Linked DNA regions of Mus musculus: region 1 is linked to region 2. The links are chromatin loops, found by intact Hi-C in ENCODE. Cell type or tissue: heart. All regions are shown on one strand. Links, peaks and the distances in the headings refer to the core of each region. The heading gives the core; the rest is flanking DNA. Region 1 holds the start of Phkg1 (phosphorylase kinase gamma 1). Region 2 overlaps Mmp17 (matrix metallopeptidase 17).

Evidence for each region. Hi-C counts contacts between places; a loop is a spot of excess contacts. Peaks named below come from ENCODE experiments on the same cell type or tissue, not always from the same donor. Only the 100,000 strongest peaks of a DNase experiment are listed, where the experiment ranks them.
Region 1: it touches region 2 in a loop (9-fold over the local background); 8 of 42 quality-filtered maps call a loop at or near these places.

Annotation. Positions count from the first base shown.
Region 1 is chr5:129,876,087-129,881,458 of GRCm38, reverse strand. Phkg1 (phosphorylase kinase gamma 1) reads left to right here and starts at 2,371. Exons shown (of 10, transcript NM_011079.3): 1 at 2,371-2,528. It overlaps Chchd2 (coiled-coil-helix-coiled-coil-helix domain containing 2), which reads left to right. Exons shown (of 4, transcript NM_024166.6): 4 at 63-298. The coding sequence ends at 73. In heart, for the core only: a CTCF peak has its summit at 2,264; DNase peaks (open chromatin) are centred at 2,318 and 3,218.
Region 2 is chr5:129,608,200-129,613,571 of GRCm38, reverse strand. It overlaps Mmp17 (matrix metallopeptidase 17), which reads right to left. Exons shown (of 10, transcript NM_011846.5): 10 at 4,418-5,372. Among named protein-coding and RNA genes, the nearest start is that of Mmp17, 27 kb to the right of the region's middle. In heart, for the core only: a CTCF peak has its summit at 2,321 (motif pointing left); no DNase peak of the experiment used is centred there.

The sequences.
Region 1 (5,372 bases), core at 211-5,210, 270 kb before region 2:
CCTGAAATGGTGGTGTTGGGTGTCTTCTAACTTAAACTTGTCTTTTTTTTTTTTTTTAATAGGTTTAATGTAATCAAGAAATTCAAGCTGAAGAGATGTAACATTGGTTCTGTATAATTGATAGTACAAGTGTGGACCCTTATATTTCTAACAGTTCATTGCTTTGGAATGGCCGTGAAAGAGATCTAACTGTGGATGCTTACTGAGGCTTGTATGTAGTGTTGGTTACTGGGGAAGTGTTTGGCCTCCTTGGACTGTGTTGTGATTGTGAGTTAAAAAAAATAAATTGGTTATTCTGAAGTGTGTGGTAGCGTCCTTATTGTGTGTGCCTGGTGAACATAGTAGCATCCTAAGAGAAGCCATTCTCTATGCCTGTCATTCGTCTAGTCCAGAGGTGCTCAGCCTTCCTAGTGCTCTGGCCTTTTAATACAGTTCCTCATCAAAAACACAGCTTTCTGATCTGGAGGCATCGAATCTAGGAAAAGCTTAGGCCCAGGTAAAGTGGTACATGCTTTTAATCCCAGGAGACAGAGATATATATATATATATTTTTTAACTTTGATCACATGCTAATTGTGATGTGTCAGGGAGCTGGTGTGATACTCAGCTGCAGCAGGCTTGTCTAGTATTCACCAGGCTTGAGTCCTGTCTTCAGCCATGCCAACAAACCAAGTAGCTAAGTAAGTGGTAAGCAGGTAGACATTACTGAGACCTCCGATGGCCACGTGACACTGCGTGTCTGCATGGAGGCAGCGTACGCAAGCCGTTGGGTCTCCCTATATAGTCCAGATCTGTGTAAATGGCCTATCCTGCCTCAGCCTCCCAAGTGCTGGGATTAGAGGCTTGTGCCACCATACCCAGTTAAAAACCATCCTGTAGCCAGGCGTGGTAGTGCACACTTAATCACAGCTCTGGGATCACAGCCGGTGGATCCCTGAGAGTCTGAGGCTGGCCGGGTCTACAGGGTGAGCTCCAGGACAGCTGGGGCTACACAGAGAACCCTGTCCCACACAAAAACCAGCCAAACATCAACAACAAAAACATGGAGTTCAATTCCCAGCAACTACATGGTGGCTCACAAACCATCTGTAATGGCATCCGATGCCCTCCTCTGGTATGTCTAAAGACAGCTACAGTGTACTCACATACATAAAATAAAAAACTTAAAAAAAAAAAGTCATGCTTGGTGTTGCACCCTATAGTGCCAACACACAAGCAGAAGCAGGAGTGCAAGTGTGGAGGCCTCTTGGTCTGCACGGTTTCTGGGTCGTCAGAGTTGTGTAATAAGAGTCTTGTCTTCACTGGGCAATGGTAGCACACGAGTTTAATCCCAGCACTTGGGAGGCAGAGGAGGCAGGCAAATTTCTGAGTTCAAGGCCACCCTGGTCTACAGAGTGAATTCCAATACAGCCAGGACTATACAGAGAAACCCTATCTCCAAATAAAAGACTCTTGTCTTCAAAAAATAACAATGTATTCCTTTCAAAGCTGGTGTTGCCAGGCTGGAGAGATGCATGGCTCATGTGAAGAGCACTTGCTACTCTTTCAGAGGACCTGAGTTCAGTTTTCCATACTCATAGTGGCTATAATGGTCTGTAACTCCAGTTCTGGGGGGGGGGGTCTAATGCCCTCGCTGATGTCTGAGCATATAAGACATTCCTGTATTACAGATACATACTGCCAGCAAAAGACTCATACACATAAAATCGCAAAAAAAACAGGGCTAGAGAACCTGGCTCATTCCTTAAGATCATAAACTGCTTTTCCAGAATTCGATCTCCAGCACCCATGTAGCAAACAACCAGCTATAATTCCAGCTGCAGAAAAACCCAACACCTGGCTTGGGCAGGCACTAATACTCATATCCACATACAGATAGATATGCTGTGATGGTTTGTATATGCTTGGTCTGGGGAGTGGCACTATTAGGAGGTGTGGGAGGGGAGAGGGGGTAGAGAAAAAAAAGTTGCCTTGATCATGGTGTCTGTTCACAGCAGTAAAGCCCTAACTAAGAAATACACACTCATACACATAATTAAAAGTTTGCTTGTTTGTCTTTGGTTTCTCCAGACCAGGTTTCTATGTCTAACTCTGGCTGTTGTGGAAATCACTCAAACTCAAAAGATCTACCTGCCTCTGCCTCCTAAGTGTTCTCCAACACATTGGCTCAGCAAAAGCCAATATTTAAAAAAAACCAAAAGGCTTTGTCTCCTCTGAGCCATTTGCTTTATCCCTGCCACATGTGCTTTCCCCAGGCTCCGCCAGGTGTCACCCCTGATGTAGTTCTGCCCCAGGCCTAGCCCTGCTGGACCTTGGCCTGCATCCCAGGTTTGCAGTTGTGATTTATTTTTGGCAGGCCAGCCTTCCATCACCAAGTACCAAAGTTCCGCAAGAGGAGCAAGACAGCAACTCCAATAAGTGTCTGCTCAGGACACAGCTTCAGCCCTTTGTGGTCTGCTGTCTCCCAAGGGCTCCAGGACCTTTGGAATTCTTGTCACTTCCATTCAAGGGCCTACAAGGACCTCACGGTGAGTAGCCAGGCAGTAGATGGGAGCAATGGGGTTGTGAGGCAAAGACAGGAACCCCTTCCAGGTCTGTTTGACCCATTTCCCCTTAATCCTGGGAGAGCACGGATTCTCAGAGCACCTGTCAGGCAGTTACCTACAGATCATGGATCGGTTGTGTTCTCTGATTAGCTTTCTGGGATATCAAATTCCAAAACATTAGACTATCTATTCTCATTTAGAACACCTCCACACCCCTAGGGAGTCTTGGAACAAGTGTCAGGGGATAATGAAACAGTAAATCCAGATCCATGGTTGGCTCAAGTCAGGCCTTAAGAACAGGGAGATGGACACACGTATATTATCAGAAAGGGTAAACACAGCCAGAATTTGACCAGCCTGGCTCAGGCTGGCATCCTGGTGTGAGCCAAGAATTGCTCTGAACTCAATCACGCAAGGGATCTGCTGTGCCTAGATAATAAGTGAGGGGCATTACATGCCCATCTTGGGCCTTTAGAATGGCCTTTCAGCAAACAGGCTTGTTTTTCAAGGCATACTAACACCTTCAGGCTCTGTTGGCTGTTGATAGGGTCAGCACACAGGCCTGTTTCCTGCTATTGGCAAAGGAGACAGTTGTTATTCTAAACCTTCTTCTGGTAACCAGGCACCCAGTCGCTGGACACCAGGCTTCCTGCAAAGGCCAGCTTGAGGCAGCCAGCACTGCCGCTTGGCTGGTCAGCAAATTGGGCCCCTTGGGAGACCAAGCTTTCTTGGAAGTGGACATGAAGCATGTACCCTTTGCCTGCTTGCCTCTTCCTATTGCTGGGTGATTTTTCTGCCTTTCTCAAACCCTGGGTCTGGAGCAGGAATTCAGTTTCCTGGTAGGAGCCTCTATGTCCCTGGAACAAGATAGGCCAGCTTAGCTTCTCCACATCCAAGATTGAGCACCCTGACTCAGGGCTGTGGGGGATGTGGTGCGGTGGCGGTGGGGGTGGGGCATAGCTCAGCTCAGTCAGTGGCAGAGTGCTTGCCTAGCATACTCAACACCCTGGGTTTTATCCCTAGCACCTAAAGATAAAAATAAGACGGGCTGGAGAGATGGCTCGGTGGTTAAGAACACTGGCTGCTCTTCCAGAGGACCTGGGTTCAATCCCAGCCCCCACGTGGCAGCTCATTACTGCCCTCGGCTCCAGTTCCAGGGGATCCGACACCTTCACACAGATACCATGACACATAAAATTAAATTTTTTTTTTAAAGCAAAGTAGAAATAAGAGTAACCGACTCATGCCAGGCATGGAGACACATGCCTTTGATGACAGCACTAGGAATGCAGAGGCACAAAGATCTATTTATCTATGAGTTTTAGGCCAGCCAGGGCAACATAGTGAGACCCTGTCTCAAAAGGAAAAAAACAAAAAAAAAACAAAAAAAACCTTACAGTGTTGTCCACTCTGCTCCAGGACTACTGGGGTCTTGCTTGCCATTGCTAGGTAGGATCTACGGTATCCATCAGCTAAGACTTATACAGTGCATCACCTGTCCATTGAATCATACCCAGCACTTGCCACACACCGGTGCTGGGCAGAAGGCACAGAGACATCTAAGCATCACAGTCTAATGGGAGGTTATAGCAGAGGCTGAGACCAAGCATTACTCGTCCAGCTCCAGTACAGAGCTTGGCTTTTTTTTTTTTTTTAAGTAAGATTATCTTGATTTTACATGTATGACTGTTCTATGTGTGCACCACATGTCTGCCTGGTCCTGATAGAGGCCAGCAGAGGGCACCTCATTCCCTGGAACTAGAATTATAGATGGTTGTGAGCTGCTCTGTGGGTGCTGGGAATTTGAACCTGGGCCGCTGAAACAGCAGCCAGTGCTTGTAGCCACTAAGCTTTTTTTCAATATCCAGCTGCCCTCACTCCCCCTTTTTTTATTGATACAAGGTCTCATGTAGCCCTGGCTGGCCTAGAACTTGCTATATAGATCTCACTAGCTACTAGGTCTGTTTTCTTCTTCTTTTCCTTCCTTCCTTCCTCCCTCCCTCCCTCCCTCCCCCCCTCTCTCTCTCTTTCTTTCTTTCTTTCTTTCTTTCTTTCTTTCTTTCTTTCTTTCTTTCTTTGTTTCTTTCTCTCTCTTCTTTCTTTCCTCTCTCTCTCTCTCTTTCTGTTATTTAAGACAGTGTCTTCTTATCTCACCTTGGTGACTAGGCTGGCCTGGAACATACAGAGATCTGCCTGTCTGCTGTGCCCAGCATACCCCCAGTGTTTAGCTTATTTCATGGCTATTAGCCAAGAGTGATGATAGCCCATGCCTGTAAACCTAATGGCAGGAGAATCACAAGCTTTAGGGTTAGCTGGGCTACGTAATTAATCTTAATTGTAAGCCAGCCTGGGCTGTAGAGTGAGGTCTAGCTCAACAATGGGCTTTTTAATATTTATCTTTCCCCAGCTTTCTGGCCCACTCCCATTCTTAGAAGTGTCTTTCTCCCGGGCGGTGGTGCATGCCTTTAATCCCAGCACTTGGGAGGCAGAGGCAGGCAGATTTCTGAGTTCCAGGCCAGCCTGGTCGACAGAGTGAGTTCCAGGACAGACAGGGCTACACAGAGAAACCCTGTCTTGTCGAAACCACTGTCTCCTGTGTGAGATACGTTTCGAACCGGAGCTCCACCATTATGGCTCCACCATGTGGTCGACACCTCTGTCTCCTGCGGGAGATATGTGTCCGACCCGGAGTTCATTAAACTACCTCATGCTTTTACATCAAAAAAAAAAAAAAAAAAAAGAAACCCTGTCTTGGAAAAAAAAAGTGTCTTTCTTTTTCTCAATAAGCTGTCTCTATTCCCTTAGAAAACAAAACACAGGGGAGGG
Region 2 (5,372 bases), core at 173-5,172:
CTCATTCTGAACGCGCTTTCTGGGTATGAGTTGGGTGTCATCGTTTAAGCCTATAATCTTAGCACTTGGGAGGCTGAGGCAGGAGGATTGCAGCACATTTGAAGCCTACCTTGGCTAGAGAGCAAGACCCTGTGTGCAAAAAAGAGAAAGCAGCTGGGCTGGGGAGATGCTCGATTGGCAAAGTGTTTGCAACTGAAGCATGAAGTCCCAAGATTGATCCCTTGAATGTATAAACAAGCTGGCCTTGGTGGTGTGCACTTGTAATTCCGTCCACTGTCAGGAAGGCAGAGATGGGAGTATCCGTGGGGCTCCCTGGGCGTAGCCCAACCTAATCAAGGAGAGACCCTGCCTCAGAAACCAGGGTGGATCTGAGGAATGACTTCTGAGGTGGTCCCCTGGCTTCCACATGCACACACACATACATATGCACGCACAGGTACTTGCATTCATACACTGACAGGCATGCACACACATCAAAACCAAGCCAGCAAACAACATTTAACCCCCAAAAGCCAAATCTCCAATTGCCCACAAAAAAAAGTATCCAAGACGCTGGCCCGGTGAGATGGACCAGGAGATCCAGTGCTTGCTGTGTGTTTGATCATCTGAGCTCCGTCCCCAGAACTCAGATAAACATTGGACTGCTCTGAGTTGTCCTCTGATCTCCACATGTGCACGCTGTGACACAGGCACAGCTACCATGCCCACAGTAATGATAAAATAAGTTTAGCAATAAAAATACAGGTGGCAGACTAGGTGGCTCTCACAGGAGAAGGGCTTGGCCTGACAGCCCGAGTTCCATAACACACGACAGAAGGAGAGAACCGACTTCTGCAGGCTGTCCTCTGATCTGTACACCATGGATCATGTGCCCTATCCCCTAAATCTAACAAACTGTCAGAGCCGGCATTGTACAATGCTATCTATCCTTAGAACGGAACCCCCGTCTTCATAGGATCAGCTGTGTACAAGACCATCACAGCTGGCTATGTAGAATGTCAATACTCCCTCCTAAATAGGTGGTGGTAGGGAGGTCATTGGAGCGTTGCTGGAGTATCCAGCCATTCTTCCTAGCCATTTGTATATAGTTCTGCTCTAATTTCATGGGAAAAGACTAGAGTTCATACGCTAGAGAAGACTAGAGGGAGTTGAATCCATACTGGATACAAACCTTCCAGAACAGCTGTTTGGGGTCTCTTGTGCCCCTACCCATAACCCCTCACCCATACTTTCTAAGTCTCATAAACTTATTGGTGCCCAAAGGGGAAACTTTGAAGGAAACAAACTTTGAAGGAAACAGCCACACCACCCTCAAGGCAGCCAGCTGTTTTTGGACACTGGGCCCACTATGCAAACACCCAAGCAGCTGCCATGGCTGTAAGCTGAAGACTTGCTCCAGTCGTGAGTGCTCCAGACAACCCCACTAGCTTGGGAACAAGCACTGTGAGCCTGACAAGCTTGGTGAACTCTGATGACCTTGGGACAATTTCACCCAGGCCAGAGCAGGAGCACTTCCTGGTGGTCCCTCAGAGAGCCTGTGATTCGACACAAACGTGGTCCTTTTGTTGAAGGGCTGCCGGGATTGGTGCAAAAAGCCTTGTCATACCTGTTCTCTCTATGTGAGCAGACTGAGGTTCACATTCCAGTTAGTGAGGATGAATCCCTCTGTGGCACTCTCTGATATTGCATTATCAGGCCTAAAAGGACTCTCTCTCTCTCTCTCTCTCTCTCTCTCTCTCTCTCTCTCTCTCTCTCTCCTTCCTTCCTTCCTTCTTTCTTTCTCTCTCTCTTTCTTTTTCCTTCCTTCTTTCTTCCTTCCTTCCTCTCTCCCCTTCTTTTCTTTTCCTTTCTTTCTTTTTTCTTTTTCTTTCTTTCTTTCTTTCTTTCTTTCTTTCTTTCTTTCTTTCTTTCTTTCTTTCTTTCTCTTTCTCTTTCCTCTCTCTCTCTCTTTCTTTCTTTTCCTTCCTCCCTCTCCCTCTCCCTCTCCCTCTCCCTCTCCCTCTCCCTCTCCCTCTCCCTCTCCCTCTCCCTCTCCCTCTCCCTCTCCCTCCCTCCCTCTCTCTCTCTCTCAACCAGAAGTCGGGTAGGCTGAGCTGCTATCATAAATGAGGGAGCTGGGCTAAGAGTTGAGGCTGACGATTATGGGAAACACCAGAGAGAGAAAAACTGCTGCCAAGATTTCCTGAGAGCCATCAAGCTGAGAGGGCCATCCTAGGCCAGAGACTTGTCACTACCCAGCTGCTGAGAGCTGTGACATGGAGTTGTCACAGTAGCTTGAAGCTCCCATTCAGGAGCTGCTCACCTGCCTACTGCTGCTGCCATCTGCTGGAGCCACTGGTTAAAGCAGAGAAGTAGCCTTTTGAGTTTTTTGGCTTTGACAACAGGAGCCATAGGCTTCTCAGAGCTTGGAGCTATAAGCTTCTGGGTCCCTCAGTCTAACTCCAATAAAGAGTTGAGGAGGACTGTCAGAGCTGGAAGATAGTCTCAGCTACTTTATTGGGTAGAAAAGAAAAAAGCATAGCTCAGCTGACTGGTAGCAAACATAAATGCTTAGCATGTAAGCGTTATATATGCTTATAGATTCTACTTATACTCTGCCTGGTTTTAGTAATGTTTGTTGAGTGAAGAACTGAATGCTAGGACAGCTATAGGATGTCCGGGCCAAACAGGGACTCCAGTACAGAGACGTTAATGAAGACAGTAACCAGAGGTACCAGCTCTACAATGGCCTAGACCAGTGGTCCTCAACCAGTGGGTTGAGACCCTTTTTTGAGGATGGCATATCAGATATTTACATTATGATTCATAACAGTAGCAAGATTACAGTTATGAAGTAGCAACGAAAATAATTTTGTGCTTGGGTGGATTGGGGGGGGGGCGATGTCACCACAACATCATTAATGGGTCTCAGCATTAAGAAGGTTGAGAACCACTGTTCTAGACACCAATATGCAGGAGGTCCCTAAGGCACAAACAAGGAGAAAGACACGAACTGGAACAGATGAAGAAAGACAGCAACAGGAGAGACTGAGACAACTGGAGACACCGGCCTATAGAGAACACTGTGGCCACAGCTGAGACCCAAGACCCTGGGGGTTGGGAGGAGGCTCTTGCTGGGACAGCCCTGGAAGATGCTGCCAGTGCCCTGGGAGCCCAGCATCCTGTGGTCTCACTCTCAAGATCTAACCTGCCAGGGGCCTGGGCAGCAGGGAGAGAGCCCTGAGCCTGCAGGTCAGGCATTCACTGTGTGCCAGGGTTTACAAACTTGCCGCCCCTTGGTTCTCAGTTCTCTCATCTGGAACAGCTGCCTCTACTCTCTCAGGGTTGCTCCAGGATTCAGGTGAGTGTATCTTTGCAGCACCTCGAGCACACAAGCTGTTAACTGTGGCTGTTCTTGGGATGACCCCAGCAGTGTGACCCTGGTCTCGTTCCTGATGCTTTTGCTTGGCTTGGCATGATAGCCTACCTTCCTATATATCAAGGACTATATTGAGCCATCCCAGTCCTTCAAGTTGGCAAACTGATCCCAAGGTAGTAGGGCTGGAATTGTTTAGGGACAGGAGAGAATGTGAAACATGGCCCATGGGATGGTTTTTTGCTATTGTTGTTTTTGTTTGTTTGTTTGGTTGGTTTTGGTTTTTGGAGACAGGGTTTCTCTGTATAGCCCTGGCTGTCCTGGAACTCACTTTGTAGACCAGGCTGGCCTTGAACTCAGAAATCCATCTGCCTCTGCCTCCCAAGTACTGGAATTAAAGGTGTGCGCCACCACCGCCTGGCTGTTGTTTTTTAAAGACAGGGTCTCACTATGTAGCCCTGACTGAACTGGAACTCACTATGCAGCCAGTGTTAGCTCAGAGCTCACAGACAGCCACCTGCCTCTGCTTCCAAGTGCTGAGCATGTACCACGATACCTTGCAGAATGGTATCTTTTATCAAGAAAAAAAAATCACGTCATTTATTTTGTGTGGGTGTGGCAATGTGTCCCACATGACACATATGAAGGTCCTAGGTCAGCATGGGGGTGTTTGCTCTCTCCTTCCACCACGGGAGTCCTGAATTCAAGTCTTCAGGCTCAATGGCAGGGGCTGAACCATCTTGCCAGCCCAGGGTAGGACACTGAAGGACTCACAGTATCCTCTGCCTGGCCTGTACAGAGGTGCGTGCAGCAACATCATAAAACACAGGGGTCCCAGCAGAGCATGGCCCTGTCCAGTTGCAGAGCACAACCCGGCAGGAGCCCATGCATTGGCACCTACGTGCTCTGCTCTCCCTGGGAGACCCCTGGCTGCAGGAATGGAAAGGGGCAGGCAGGGTATGGGGGGGGGGCATTGAGAAAACGCTGAACCTTGCAGAGAGGCTATACAGGCTCTGACTGGACTCCCAGCCACCAGCAACATGGAAAAAAGCCAGGTCAGATAAAGACGTCATGCCTTGTTGTAAAATGAGAATTGGGTAGGCTGTGACCTGGCCCTTGAAGCCACACAGGGGTTCCTTGATCCTCTTCCCAAACACAGAGCACGTGTTTGCTTATAAGGCTCAAGAGCCCATGACTACCCTTGATGGCTACTAGGCCCTCCCTGGATGGTGCGAGTCCTCAGACCTCTTTCCTGGAGTTTCACCGTGGTCACAGGAGGGCCATCCACCTAAGTGCAGAGGGCCAGCTCAGCCCAGGACTCACAGACCACAGAAGTCAGAATGACAGAGAAATATGTGTTTAGCCACAACTTGTCTAGAAAGGGACACCATGTGGTGTCACGCCAGACGTTGCCGCAGGCTGTGGTCTCCGGAAGCTTCAGGTAGGCTGATCAGATGCAGAGGTTGGGTAGGAGTCAGCATTTGGGAAACCTGGCACTGGGTTAGCTTTTTGCCCGGAGAGAAGGTGATCGGGATGATGAAGGAGGCTCAAAATAGATGATAGCCTGGAATTCCCGAGGTTTTCTGGAGAGCACGCCTCAGGGGGAGTCATATCCCATAGGAAGCATGGGACAGTACGTGCCCAGAGTCTGCATCATATCCAGCAGCCTGTGGGCGGGGCAGATGCTCTTATGTTCTTCCTGAAGCCTCTGTAAGGGCAGCGACATCATAAACCACAGGGGCCCCAGCAATGCATTCTGTCCAACTGCAGAGCGAAGCCTGCAGGAATCCATGCATTATTAGCACCCAATCTGTTCTGCTCTCCCTGCAAGACCTCCGAATGCAGCAATGGAGGCAGGCAGGGCATGGGAGGGCAGTTCAGAGAACTCTGTTCCCACTGACCATTTAGCCCAAGACCAGAGGTACAGAGAATTTTGGGGGTGGTGGTGGGGGAGTTGTACAGGAGGAGATCAACCCCAAAACCTTACCACTGAGCTGTCAACCTGTCCAGTGTACAA